Regions from separate parts of the Homo sapiens genome. Here region 1 is linked to region 2. Evidence: chromatin loops called from intact Hi-C (ENCODE). Cell type or tissue: heart left ventricle. All regions are shown on one strand. Each heading gives the region's core, and the rest is flanking DNA. Links, peaks and the distances in the headings are about the cores only. Region 1 has its middle 7.4 kb from the start of GRIFIN. Region 2 overlaps PSMG3-AS1 (PSMG3 antisense RNA 1).

Region 1 (6,917 bases), core at 2,045-4,544, 890 kb after region 2:
GAGGTTGCAGTGAGCCGAGATCGGACCACTGCACTGCAGCCTGGGCGACAGAGAGAGACTCCATTTCAACTAATATAATAGAAATAAAATAAAAAATAAAAGCACATCACAATAAATGAGATGTGCTTGAATCATCCCAAAACCATCTACCCTCTGGTCAGTGGAAAAACTGTCTTTCACGAAACCAGTCCTGGGTGCTAAAAAGGCTGGGGACCGCTGGTGTAAAGTGAGGGTCCAGTGTCTTTTCTTGTGCATGGAGACGCAGCCTTCCCAGCCCCATGGGTTTATCTGTGCTGATTTTTCACTTCTTGTTCTGACCAGGAGACGCCTGGCTCCCATGATGCACAACTTACTTATTTGTTCAATCCCAGTGTTCGTTGTTTCAGAATTGCTAAGATGTACCCCTGGGAGAACCAAACCTACTAACTAGAGTCCAGTGTTTGTACACAGTTGGTTTTGTCCTGAGCTTCAGGATGTAGACAAAACAGTGTTGTCCAAAATCATTGAGAGCAGCCTCTCCCCCACTCCCTCTCCCTGAGTGATGTCACACATTTGTAATTCAATTAGAGTCCGTTGTCACAGGCCGCGTTCCTCCTGGGTTCCCCTGACATCCTGGCTCATTTAAAAAAATTTGCATACAGCGAAGTTCATTCTTTGTGCTGTGGACTTGCATGGGTTTTGAAAAATGCAAGGAGTCACGCGTCCACCGCTGCACCCGACAGAACAGCTCCAGCTCCGAGACCATTTCCCGGGCAGCGAGAACCCCTGCCCACCACTGCCTATGATATTTAAGAAAAAAAGACAAACAGATTTTTTGAGATGCAATTCACATACCATGCAATTCATTCATTAAAGGTAAAATTCCATCATTTTGGGCATGCTGTATTGCCATTTTTTTTTCCTTTTTGTGGAGAATGGGGTCTCACCATGTTGCCCCGGCTGGTCTTGAACTCCTGGGCTCAAGCGATCCTCCCGCATCTGCCTCCCTAAGTGCTGGGAGTTCAGGCATGAACCACCATGGCTGGCCTAAACTTTCTTGTATGTGTGTGGTAAAATACACATAACAAGCCGAATACAGTGGCTCATGCCTATAATCCCAGCACTTTGGAAGGCTGAGGCAGGAGGATCACTTGAGCCCAGGAATTCAAGGCTGCAGTGAGCTGTGGTTGAGCCACTGCACTCCAGTGTGGGCAACAGAACAAGACTCTGTCTCTACAAAAAAAAAAAAAAATACGTGTAACGAACAATTTGCCACTGTAACCATTTTTAAGCGTACAATTCAGTGGCATTGATTACGTTCACGATATTGTGCAACCATCGCCCCATTACCAAAACTTTTTCATCATCCCAAACGGAAACTCGGATGATTTCTTTTTCTTTTTTTGTGATTTCTTAAATGAGCCTGCAATGTAACAAAGTTTCACAGTATTGTAGGTACACATGGAAAAATGCAATGAATATTGGCTCATGCCTGTAATCCCAGCAATTTGGGAGGCCGAGGCGGGCAGATCACCTGAGATCAGGAGTTCGAGACCAGCCTGGCCAACATGGTGAAAACCTGTCTCTACTAACAATACAAAAAAAAAAAAAAATTAGCTGGGCTTGGTGGCGTGCACCTGTAATCCCAGCTACTTGGGAGGCTAAGGCAGGAGAATTGCTTGAACCCAGGAGGCGGAGGTGCAGTGAGCTGAGATTGCACCACTGCACTCTAGCCTGGGTGACAAGAGCAAAACTGTCATAAATTAAAAAAAAAAAAAAAAAAAAAGCATGAAACCCAAGATAGGTAGGTAATGTGTGGGGCAACTGCAGTAAAACCTTCACGTTGAATCCAGGGGGTGGGTATGTGGGTGCTGGCTGAAAAATATTTCAACTTTTCTTTTCTTTTGAGACAGGGTCTTGCTCTGTCACCCAGGCTGGAGTGCAGCAGGGCAGTTAACAGCTCACTGCTGCCTCCGTCCTCCCGCCTCAGCCTCCCAGGTAGCTGGAACTACAGGCACATGCCACCATGCCCAGCTAATTTTTTTATTTTTATTTTTATAGAGACGAGGTCTCACCATGTTGCCCAGGTTGGTCTTGAACTCCTGGGCTCAAGCAATCCTCCCACCTCAGCCTCCCAAAGTGCTGGGATTACAGGTGTGGGCCACTGTACCTGGCCTATTTCAACTTTTCTATGTGTTTGAAAATTTTCATAATAAAATGTTGGGGAAAATGTTTGTGGATTTTAAAAGTGCACCCTGGCCTACCATAGCACCCCCAGCTCTCGGTCCCCTATTCAGGGGCAGCCTCTGAAGCCAGGTTTTCCAAATCCTTCCAGAGGCAGTCAGTCAGCAGTCAAGCATCTGCACGTCTCTTCTCTGTCCCACCAGTGAGGCAGGCCTTGGCAGCAGACGGGTCTTGGCCTTGTTCTGCCCTTGCCTTTTTATTGTTGTTTGTTGTTGTTTTTTGAGATGGAGTCTCACTCTGTCACCCAGGCTGGAGTGCAATGGCACAATCTTGGCTCACTGCAACCTCCGCCTCCCGGGTTCAAGCGAATCTCCTGCCTCAGCCTCCTGAGTAGCTGAGATTACAGACGTGTGCCACCATGCCTGGCTAATTTTTTTGTATTTTTAGTAGAGACATGGTTTCACCATGTTGGCCAGGCTGGTCTCGAACTCCTGACCTCAAGCGATCCTCATGCCTCGGCCTTCCAAGGTGCTGGGACTACAGGCACATCCACCGCACCTGGCCCCATCCTCTGCTCTCAGAAGGGAGGAACCACCCTGGGGCTTCATGGTCACCCCCTACACATATGGCCCTGATGGGTCCCCAGCCCTGCCTGGGTGGTGCTGAGCCCATGTCGGCCTCCCAGGAGCCCAGGCTGGCTGAGCTGCAGGAAAATCCGTGTCATCCCTGCACTGACATTGGCCACAGAGAGAGGCAGGACAGCTGTCACTGAACCTGCAGGAAGCAGGTGAGTGAGGCACAGGAGTCCCGGCCGCGATGGGGGTGTGGGGGGCACTGGCAGCTGCAGCAGGCCAGGCTGAGACTTCCTGGGGCTGGTGGACCACTCACTTCCTTGGTGGGGATGGAGGCAGGTGGACCCACGTGGACCATATCCTACTGCACTTGCCCGGCCCTGTACGTGCCCCTCCTCACAGCCACCCATCTTACAGAAGGGGAAACTGAGACTGTGATTCACTCAGGTCCACGCAAGGTTTCTTCTCCCACCATTCAGCTCGGAGCCGAGCTCTGGGCTCTGCAGCAAACGGGACAGGCTGGGCCAGCTCCCCTCCCTGGTTCTCCTCCTCTCAGCCCCTGGACTCAGGCCCAGGCTGTCCTCTTGTGGAAACCAAAACTGTGGATTCAGGAATGCGGGTCCGCCTGCCCCGAGCTGGAAATGCGGGTCCACCTGCCCCGAGCTGGGAATGCGGGTCCACCTGCCCCGAGCTGGGAATGCGGGTCCACCTGCTTGCCCTGAGCTGGGAGTGCGGGTCCACCTGCCCCATGCTGGTAAAGGAGCTTTGCTCCCTGGCTTTGGGTTGAGGCCATGTCGGGAGTGCCCTCTGCTGGCCGGTCTGTTCCTCACGGGGCCCTGAGAGGGCTCCCGTGGGGAGGGATCAGCAGGGCATCCCCCCACCCTGGGGAGACCACCAACCTCTGTCCTGGTGGAGAGGGAGGAACAGAGCAGAGGCCAGAACAGGGGAGAAGTTGGTTTTAAAGCAGAGGTTTCGGCCGGGCGCGGTGGCTCACGCCTGTAATCCCAGCACTTTGGGAGGCTGAGGAGGGTGGATCACTTGAGCCCAGGAGCTCGAGACCAGCCTGGGCAACATGGTGAAATCCCGTCTCTACTAAAAACAAAAATTAGCTGGGCGTGGTGGCTCATGCCTGTAATCCCAGCACTTTGGGAGGCCAAGGTGGGTGGATCACCTGAGGTCAGGAGTTTGAGACCAGCCTGGCCAACATAGTAAGACCCCGTCTCTAATAAAAATACAAAAATTAGCCGGGCATGGTGGTGTGCGCCTGTAATCCTGGCTACTCAGGAGGCTGAGGCAGGAGAATTACTTGAACCTGGGAGGCGGAAGTTGCAGTGAGCTGAGATTGCGCCACTGCACTCCAGCCTGGGTGACAGAGCAAGACTGTGTCTCAAGAAAGAAAGAAAGAAAAGAAAGAAAGAAGGAAAGAAAGAAGGAAAGAAAGAAAGAAAGAAAGAAAGAGGGCAGGGAGAGAGGGAGGAAGGGAAAGAAGAAAGAAAGAAGGAAAGAAAGAAAGAGAGAGAGAGAGAAAAGAAAGAGAAGGAAGGAAGGAAAGAACGAAGGAAAAAAGGGAAGAGGGGAGGGGAGAGAAGGAGAGAAGAAAGCAAGCAGAAGTTTCAGGCCAGGCACTCCTGGGGGCAGCTTTGCCTGCAGCCGATACCTTCTTTAAGTCTCACCATAGTGGCAGGTGTTTCAAAACAGAGATAGCAGACAGCACTTGAACCTCAGATGTTTTAAATTCAGAAGATCTGCCTGCTCTGGGTCCACAGGTCCCTGTGCATGGTTGGAAGGAGCTGGGCAGGATGGGGGTGGGGGCAGTGTGTGTTTCTGTTAGGCACAGACCCCACCAACCCCTATTGCCCTGTGTCCGCCTGCCTCACTTAGGCACGTTTGCCCTCCTGGCCCTGTGAGCATTTGAGTCGCTCCTTGACCCCGCAGAGAGCCTGGAGCTTTTGGCCGGCACGTGTCGTTAGGAGGCCTGTGGACCTGACCCTCCAGGGGCTGCAGCCTCCTTACCCGGGCAGCTGTGTTTCCCTGGACAGGCCCAGCCCAGGGCATCTGCCTGAATCTCACCCCAACTCCAGACAGAGAACTGAAGGGGAGACAGGTTCTCCCAGAGACGCGGCTTAGCGCGCCGGGGGCAGGGGCTGCCCTGCTCGACCTTCCGCAGCCGCTTTAGCTGGAGACAACACCCTCCTGATGCCTTTTGGTCTCTGGAGGCGTCAAGGAGTGTGTGGGCACTTTCTAAGGGGCCTCTGCCATGACACAGGGGAGGAGCAGATTTAAGTCAGCTCTGGAATTTGCTTCTGGTCAGCAGAGCGATGGGCTGCTCTGGGGAGGTAGTGAGCTGGCTGTCCTAAAAAGAGTTCAAGTGGAATGTGCTCTGGGCCAGCCTGGGGGCTGGGGTAGGACCTGGTCCCTGGCATCCAGATGAGGCAGTGTGATGGGAGGGAAGGGCCTCAATGAAAGCCAGGGCTGCAAGAGCCCAGCAGGAGGTGAGGGAAGGCTTCCCAGAGGAGGTGTCTTCTGAGCTGAAGGGGCAGGTGGGGGAATGGGCCACTGGGGCTGCAGCTCTGGGCTGAGGCCAGATCAGAAAGGAAGCTGCGCTTTGTGCTGAGGGCGGTGGGAGCCATGGAAGGTGTGATAGGAAGGGCAGCAGCTCCTCCAGCAGGATGCGTGGAGACCATAGCTCCCTGCACCCCATTTTATGGATGGGGAGACTGAGGATCAACATTGCTTCAGGGTCTGGGGCCCCTGTGGTCTGGTTTGCAAACTGGAGTGAAGGGCCAGCTCCAACTCTCACTTGCTGAGCAACCCTGAGTGAGTCACTCAGTCTCCCCGAGCCTGTTTGTACGTCTGTAAAATGAGCCTCACACTCCACACCTTGCCAAGTTCTTGGGAGAAGGTGCAGGCCTGGTCCCCGGGTCGTCCCCAGCCTCAGCCACCCCACAATAAGAAAAGAGCCTGTCATCTCACACTTTTGCACACTCTCACCTTGCATGGCTGTTGGGGAGGCAGAGCTTTGCGGGGAGGGAGGCTTTTGTTTGCAGGGAAACTGAGGCCCAGAGAGGGTGAGCAGGCAGCTTGGGTCTCAAGGCAAGGCCCTGGCAGGCCAAGCCGGACATCTTCCCTGCCGGGCTCAGAGACCCCAGGACCAGGAGCGGGCAGGCCTGAGCACAGATCCAGGTCCCGCTGTGTGGGTCCCCACTTCCCCACGCCCCAGTCCCGCCCAGGGCCAGGGCTTGTCAGTGCATGTCTCCCAGCTGTCCTCAGCCCCTCCCGGTGGACACAAAGGCCAGGCCTCTCGAAGAGGCGAAGAGGCAGCAGGAAGGGGCTCCTGCCAGCTGGGCTGTGGATGCAGGCGGGGAAGTGAGTGGAGACAGGAAGGAAGCCGCACAGCTGGAGACTGGGCCGCCATTGTGTCACCTGGAGCGGGGGCGCCGTGGTCTGCCCTCAGATGCCTCCCCAGCGCTGGAGGGCAGCGGGGGTTGCTGGGCCCTCCTCTCTCCGGGCCCCACCCTTCTGCTGACTTCCTGCCCCCACCCCAGCCTCAGTTTCCCCATTTATAAAACCTTAGGAGGCAAGACCTGTGGGAATTATACAGTAGCATTATAACAAGTGCCAGGCCGGGTGCGGTGGCTCATGCCTGTAATCCCAGCACTTTGGGAGGCCAAGGTGGGCAGATCACCTGAGATTAGGAGTTCGAGGCCAGCCTGGCCAACAGGGTGAAACCCCGTCTCTACAAAAAATTTAAAAATTAGCCGGGTGTGGTGGCGCACACCTATAATCCCAGCTACTCAGGTGGCTGAGGCACGAGAATTGCTTGAACCCGGGAGGTGGAGGTTGCAGTGAGCCAAGATTGTGCTACTTCACTCCAGCCTGGGCAACAGAGCAGGACTCTGTCTCAAAAAAATAAATAAATAAATAAAGAAATTAGTGAGGGGTGGTGGCTCACACCTGTAATCCCAGCACTTTGGGAGGCTGAGGCAGGCGGATCACCTGAGGTCAAGAGTTCGAGACCAGCCTGGCCAACATGGAGAAACCCCATATCTCCTAAAAATACCAAATTAGCCGGGAGTGGTGATGGGTGCCTGTAATCTCAGCTACTCGGGAGGCTGAGGGAGGAGAATCGCTTGAACCTGGGAGGCAGAGGCTGCTGTGAGCCAAGATTGCACCACTGCACTC
Region 2 (6,917 bases), core at 1,722-4,221:
CAGCTACTTGGGAGGCTGAGGTAAGAGGATCGCTTAAGCCCAGGGGTCCGAGGCTGCAGCGAGCTATGATCATGCCACTGCACTCCAGCCTGGGTGACAGGAAAGTAAAGGAATAAAAGGGTGGCTACTCCCATAGGCAGAGCTTCCCTGGGTGCTGCTGACTGGCTATTGTTAGGGTTATTTCTTGATCACATGCTATACAAAGGGCTGAATTATTCATGCATTTTCTGGAAAAGAGGTGAGGAATTCCAAGAACTGAGGCTTCCTCACCTTTTTAGACCATGTTGGGTAACTTTTCGACGTTGCCATGGCATTTGTAAACGGTCATGGCACTGGTGGAAGTGTCTTTTCACATGTTAATGGATTATAATTAGCATGTAATGAGCAGTGAGGACGACCAGAGGTCGCTTTCCTCGCCATCTTGGATTTGGTGGGTTTCGGCTGGCTTCTCTACCACACTCTGTTTTATCAGTGGGGTCTTTGTGACCTGTGTCTTCTGAAACCCGTCCTGCTACCTCCTATCTCAGAGTCATGTAGTGTGTGTAGCCTTTCCTGATTGGCTTCTCCTATTGAAGATACTAATTCAACCAGGTTGTTGCCCACATCAGTAATTAATCTCTTTTTTTTTGCTGGGTAGTATAGTCTATTGTCTGGATGCACCACCGTTTATTTATCCATTCTTCTATTGAAGACATTTGGGTTATATCCAGCTTGGTCCACTATGAATAAAGCCACCATTGACCTTCATGTACAGGTGTTTGCGAGAACATAAATGTTCACTTCTCTTGGGAAATACTTGGGAGTGGGATTGCTAAGTAGCATGGCAGATACGTGCTTAATTCTAGAAGCTTCCAAGCTGCTCTCCAAAGTGTCTGCACCACTGTGCATTCCCTCCAGCAGTGCAGGCACGTCTCAGTTGCTCTGTATTCCTGCCGAACAGACATCTGTCCATCCATCCACCCATCCATCCATCCGCTCATCCATCCATCCATCCATCCATCCATCCACTCATCCATCCATCCACCCACCCATCCATCCGCTCATCCATCCATCCATCCGTCCATTCATCCATCCACTCACCCATGCATTCAGTCATCTATCCATCCATTCACCCATCTATCCATCCACCCACCCATCCATCCACTCATCCATCCACCCATCCATCCATCCACCCACCCATCCACTCATCCATCCATCCACCCACCCATCCATCCATTCAGTCATCTATCCATCCATTCACCCATCTATCCATCCACCCACCCATCCATCCACTCATCCATCCACCCATCCATCCATCCACCCACCCATCCATCTGCTCACCCGTCCATCCATCCATCCATCCATCTACCCACCCATCCATCCATTCATCCACCCATCCATCCACTCATCCATCCATCCACCTACCCATCTGTCCACTCATCCATCCGTCCACCCACCCATCCATCCACCCACCCATCTGTCTGCTCATCCATCCACCCACCCATCCATCCACTCATCCATCCATCCACTTATCCACCCACCCGTCCATCTGCTTATCCATCCATCCATCCATCCACCCGTCCATTCATCCATCCACTCACCCATGCATTCACTCATCTATCCATCCATTCACCCATCTATCCATCCACCCACCCATCCATCCATTCATCCATCCATCCACCCACCCACCCATCCATCCATCCACCCACCCATCCATCCACTCATCCATCCATCCATCCACTCATCCACCCACCCATCCATCTGCTCATCCATCCATCCATCCACCCGTCCATTCATCCATCCACTCACCCATGCATTCACTCATCTATCCATCCATTCACCCATCTATCCATCCACCCACCCATCCATCCGCTCATCCATCCATCCATCCACCCGTCAATTCATCCATCCATCCACTCACCCATCCATCCGCTCATCCATTCATGTATTCACTCATCCACTCATTCATCCATCCGATCATCCATTCATGTATTCACTCATCCACTCATTCATCCATTTACTCACCCATGCATTCACTCATCCATCCATCCACCCACACATCCATCCATTCATCCATCCATCCACTCACCCATCCATCCATTCATCCATCCATCCATCCGTAAGAGAAGTGTTTGCTTGGTCATTCACTCGATGAGCATTTTCTGCTGGAAGCTGATCCAAGGCCCCCTGCTACCACCCCCATGAAGATATAAGACAGACAATAAACAAATGCCTGCAGGTCAAGGCAGAGCCAGGAAAAGCAGAAATGACCCTACTGCCAACAAGTAGAACAGGAAGTAATTTCAAAGAGATTTGAAAGGAAGGAGAAAATGCTCCCCTACGAAGACAGCTGAAAAAAAGAATGAGATGGGCCCGTAAGCAAAGACCTCCTGGAAATACAGGACCTCCTGCCTGGTGGAGAAGGCCAGCAGTGATGCCGTGTCACCAAGGTCGACTGGGGTGGTGGGGCAGAATTAGGTGGGACTTCCAGCTTTCAACATCCACACATATTCTATATGAATTTTTTATAGTTGACATTTTTGTTGTTTTTTGTTTTGTTTTCCACAGGGTCTTGCTCCGTCGCCCAGTCTGGAGTGCAGTGGCAAGATCTCTGCTCAGTGCAGCCTTGAACTCTCAGGCTCAAGAAATCTTCCCGCCTCAGCCTCCCAAAGTGCTGGGATTACAGGTGTGAGCCACTGTGCCCGGCTATAGCTAACATTTTATTTTTACAACCAAAAAAGAAATAAAAAGGGAAAATAAGGAAAAATACTTGCAGTAGTTGTAGCCAGGGAGGTTAGCGTTGGACAGACACACCTGTGAGCCACAGGTGCACCCCAGGAGGGGATTTGAGCGGGGTCCTGGCAGGAATGAGGGCAGGAAGGAGGAGCGACTGGACTGTCTCCAGCCACTGGGAAGCCGCGTCAGGAGGGCATGTTTCCAGTGAACGCCTCTGGGGGGCAGCAGAGGCCACAGAACGCTCCTGTGCAGCGCTGGGGCTGGGCTGGGGCTGGGTCCAGAGTTGGGGAGGGAGGGAGGTGTCTTATTCTCCTCACTCTCTGGTTGGGGGAGGGAGGTCCTCCTCCTCCTCTCCGAAATTATGCATCTTCCTAGGAGGCCAGGAGCCAGTTCATCCCTCTGTCTCTCTCTGTCTCTTTCTCTCTGTCTCTGTCTCTCTCAGCCTGTTTCTCTTTGTCTGACGGTCTCTCTCTGTCTGTTTCTGTCTGTCTGGGTCTTTCTCTTCTCTTTCTCTGCCTACCTCTCTGTCTGTCTGTCTGTGTGCCACTCTCTGTCTCTTTCCTCTCTCTTGGTCTCTTTTTCTTTGTCCGTCTGCCTGTCTGTCTCCATGTGTCTATTTGTCTGTCTGTCTCTGCATCTCTGTCTATGTCTGTCTCTGTCTCTCTTTCTCTTGGTCTGTCTGTCTGTCTCTGTCTCTCTCATTTCTGTCTCTCTTGGTCTGTCTGTCTGTCTCTGCATCTCTGTCTGTGTCTGTCTCTCTCTCTTTCTCCATCTGTCTGTCTGCCTGTCTCCTTCTGTCTCCCATGGCCTGCCTGTCTCTGTCTCTCTGTCTGTCTCTGTCTCTCTGGTTTCTATCTCTCTTGGTCTGTCTCTTTCTCTGCCAGCGTGCCTGTCTGTGTGTGTCTCTCTGTCTCTTTCTCTCACGGTCTGTCTCTGTTGGTTTCTCCGTTTGTCTGTCTACCTATTTCTTTCTGTCTCCTTTGGTCTGTCTGCTGTGCATCTGTCTCTGTCTCTGTCTCCTTTTCTCTCTCTCTCTCTCTGTCTTTCTCTTATCTGGGTCCCTCTCTCCCCATCCAGTCAGCTAATGACAAAGCACTTTGTCTTTGGAAGGTGTTGGCATCTGTAATTGACGTCACAGGCACCTGCTGAGCCTGACCCCGTGCTGGCTCTGCAGAGGTAGCCAGGACACAGGCCCAGCCCGCAGTCCTCTGGGGAGACGGGCCAGGCGCACGCAGGTAGAGGATTATAAATCAGACAAGGACATGACTGTTCAGAATCGGGCCCGGGGAGACAGAAGCTGGAATAGACTGTCAAGGCCATAACAGAAGCGCAGGGCCTGTGTGTGCCGGTGCCGGGTCCTCTGCAGTTGCTGTTATTGGGCCTCAGCCTCAGCTCTGACCTTCCTGGTAGCCCTAGAGAAAAGGGAAACGAGACCGGGCAGCCAGGTTCCTGACTCCCTGTCCTGGGCAAGGAGCCTCCCGGCTGCTCCGCGAAAGCGCCGTGTTCTGAGCTGCTCACAGCCCTGCGGCTCTCTCTGGGGCTTTCTGAGGGTCTCTCTGGTGTCAGGGCAGTGCATGGGCACTCTGTCCAGCACATGTGTGGCAGGCTCACGCTCTTCTCCTGGGACATAGCTCCAAAGGACAGGGCGTTAGGATGGGAGGTGGCCCAGGGACCCCGCCTCCCCCAGGGCCAGGTCTGGGGGCTCCTGGCTGGGATGGTGTTTTATTTTCTTCTATTTTTAACTTAAAAAATGACGATATAAGCACTGCATGTGGTGGCTCACACTTGGAATCTCAACACTTGGGGAGGCCAAGGTAGACAAATTGCTTGAGCCTAGGAGATCAATACCAGCCTGGGCAACATTGCAAGACCCTGTCTCTACAAAAAATTTAAAAATTAGCCTGGTGTGGTGTCATGCTCCTGTGGTCCCAGCTACTAGGGAGGCTGAGGCATGAGAATCGCTTGGGCCCAGGAGGTTGAGGCTGCAGCGAGCTATGATTGCACCGCTGCACCCCAGCCTGGGTGACAGAGCCAGACAGACTGTGTCTCTTAAAAAAAAAAAAAAGTTTTACTTTGCATACAGTAAAATGCACTCCTTTCGTGTTTTGTTCTGTGAGTTTTGACAAATGCAGACCATCTTACAGCCATAACCATGACTGAGACCAGCCTGGCTAACACAGTGAAACCTCATCTCTACTAAAATACAAAAATTAGCTGGGCATAGTGGCGGGCACCTGTAATCCCAGCTACTCGGGAGGCTGAGTCAGGAGAATCGCTTGAACCTGGGAGGCGGAGGTTGCAGTGAGCCAAGATTGCACCACCGCACTCCAGCCTGGGCGACAGAGCGAGACTCTGATGCAAAACAAAAACAAACAAACAAAGACCCCAAACCAACGACGTCCTCCCCCAATCCCCTCACCGTCTTTTGCCGTCAGCCCTCTGCCCGCTGAAGCCCTGACCCGCTCCCTGCCTTGTCTCCAGAATGTCGCCCATGTGAGATTGTACATCAAGTGCCAGCTTGACTTTGGTGGGGGTGAGCTGTACACGTGTGTTACCAGCACATATGTGTAAGTGTGTGCGGCTGTGAGCATGGAAACCTGTGCATATGTGGTGTGTTCGTGGAGGGGCTGTGGGACCTGAGGACTCACCACTGTGTGGCTGGGACCAGCTCTGTCCCTGCCTCTCCGGTCCCTCTGGCCCCTCTGTGCCCACCTGGTCACTGCATTCACCTACACATGCAGCCTCAGCTCCTCCCGTGGTCTCCCTGCTCTTGCCTTTGTTCCTGAGGGAAGCCTGTGGACCCTGTGCCCAACCCATTGTCCATCTTCCTGACTGTCTCTCCTGGTCCATGAGCCGAACACTTTTTATCTTCTTTTTTTTTTTTTAAAGACAGAGTCTCATTCTGTCGCCCAGGGTGTGGTGCACTGATGCGATCTCACCTCACTGCAACCTCCACCTCCCGGGTTCAAGCGATTCTTCTGCCTCACCCTCCCAAGTAGCAGGGATTACAGGCGTACACCACCACGCCTGGCTAATTTTTGTATTTTTAGTGGAGACAGGGTTTTGCCATATTGGTCAGGCTGGTCTCAAACTCCTGACCTCGAGTGATCCACCCGCCTCGGCCTCTCAAAGTGCTGGGATTATAGGCCACCACGCCCATCCTATTTTAATTTTTCTTTTTCTTTCTTTTTTTTTTTTTGACAAAGTCTTGCTCTGTCACCCAGGCTGGAGTGCAGTGGTGCGATCTCAGCTCACTGCAACCTCCGCCTCCCCGGTTCAAGCGATTCTCCTGCCTCAGCCTTCCGAGTAGCTGGGACTACAGGCGCGCACCACCACGCCTGGGTAATTTTTTGTATTTTTAGTAGAGACAGGGTTTCACCGTGTTAGCCAGGATGGTCTCGATCTCCTTACCTCATGGTCTGCCCGTCTTGGTCTCCCAAAGTGCTGGGATTACAGGCAAGAGCCACTGCGCCCAGCCTTTAATTTTTGATCGCAGTAAAATGCACATCACAGAAAATCAGCATCATGACCACGTCCCACTGCAGAGGTCAGTGGCACTCAACACATTTACATTGCTGTGCAACCCTCAGCACCTGTCTCCAGAGCTCTTTCATCTCCCCAAACTGAAACTCTGCCCCCATGAAACCCTCACTCTCCATCCCCCCTGTGACCCCCGGCACCCACCGTTCTGTTTTCTGTCTCTGCAGATTCGATTGCTGTAGGGACCCCGTGGGTGTGGAATCAGACAGTATTGGTCCTTTCATGACTGGCTTATTTCACAAAACCCGATGCCGTCGAGGTCCATCCATGCTGAGGCAGGTGTCTGACTCCCTTCACTCTGTTTGGCTGAGCAGTATCCCATGGTGTGGATTCCCGTGGTGTGGATTCCCGTGGTGTGGATTCCCGTGGTGTGGATGGAGCACACTGTGCTCATTCACTTGCCTGTCGGTGGGCACGTGGGCAGCTCCCATCTCTCAGCTCCTGTGAATAACGTCTGTGGGAACGTGGGTGAGCACCTGCCTCTCAGATCCTGCTTTCAATCCTTTTGGGTGGGGGCTGGGCACGGTGGTTCACGCCCGTCATCCCAGCACTTTGGGAGGCCAAGGAGGGTGGATCACCTGAGGTCAAGAGTTTGAGACCAGCCTGACCAACATGGTGAAACCCTGTCTCTACTAAAAACAAAACAAAAAAAATTAGCTGGA

The links. Hi-C counts contacts between places; a loop is a spot of excess contacts. Peaks named below come from ENCODE experiments on the same cell type or tissue, not always from the same donor. Only the 100,000 strongest peaks of a DNase experiment are listed, where the experiment ranks them.
Region 1: a loop joins it to region 2, with 10 times the contacts of the local background. A loop is called at or near these places in 13 of 110 quality-filtered maps.

Annotation. Positions count from the first base shown.
Region 1 is chr7:2,465,556-2,472,472 of GRCh38, forward strand. No RefSeq gene overlaps it. Among named protein-coding and RNA genes, the nearest start is that of GRIFIN, 7.4 kb to the right of the region's middle. RefSeq lists an enhancer at 5,537-6,140. In heart left ventricle, for the core only: a CTCF peak has its summit at 3,552 (motif pointing left); a DNase peak (open chromatin) is centred at 3,526.
Region 2 is chr7:1,576,740-1,583,656 of GRCh38, forward strand. PSMG3-AS1 (PSMG3 antisense RNA 1) reads left to right here. Exons shown (of 5, transcript NR_027329.1): 4 at 6,423-6,530. Among named protein-coding and RNA genes, the nearest start is that of PSMG3-AS1, 10 kb to the left of the region's middle. RefSeq lists an enhancer at 1-633. In heart left ventricle, for the core only: CTCF peaks have their summits at 2,922 (motif pointing right) and 3,122; a DNase peak (open chromatin) is centred at 2,942.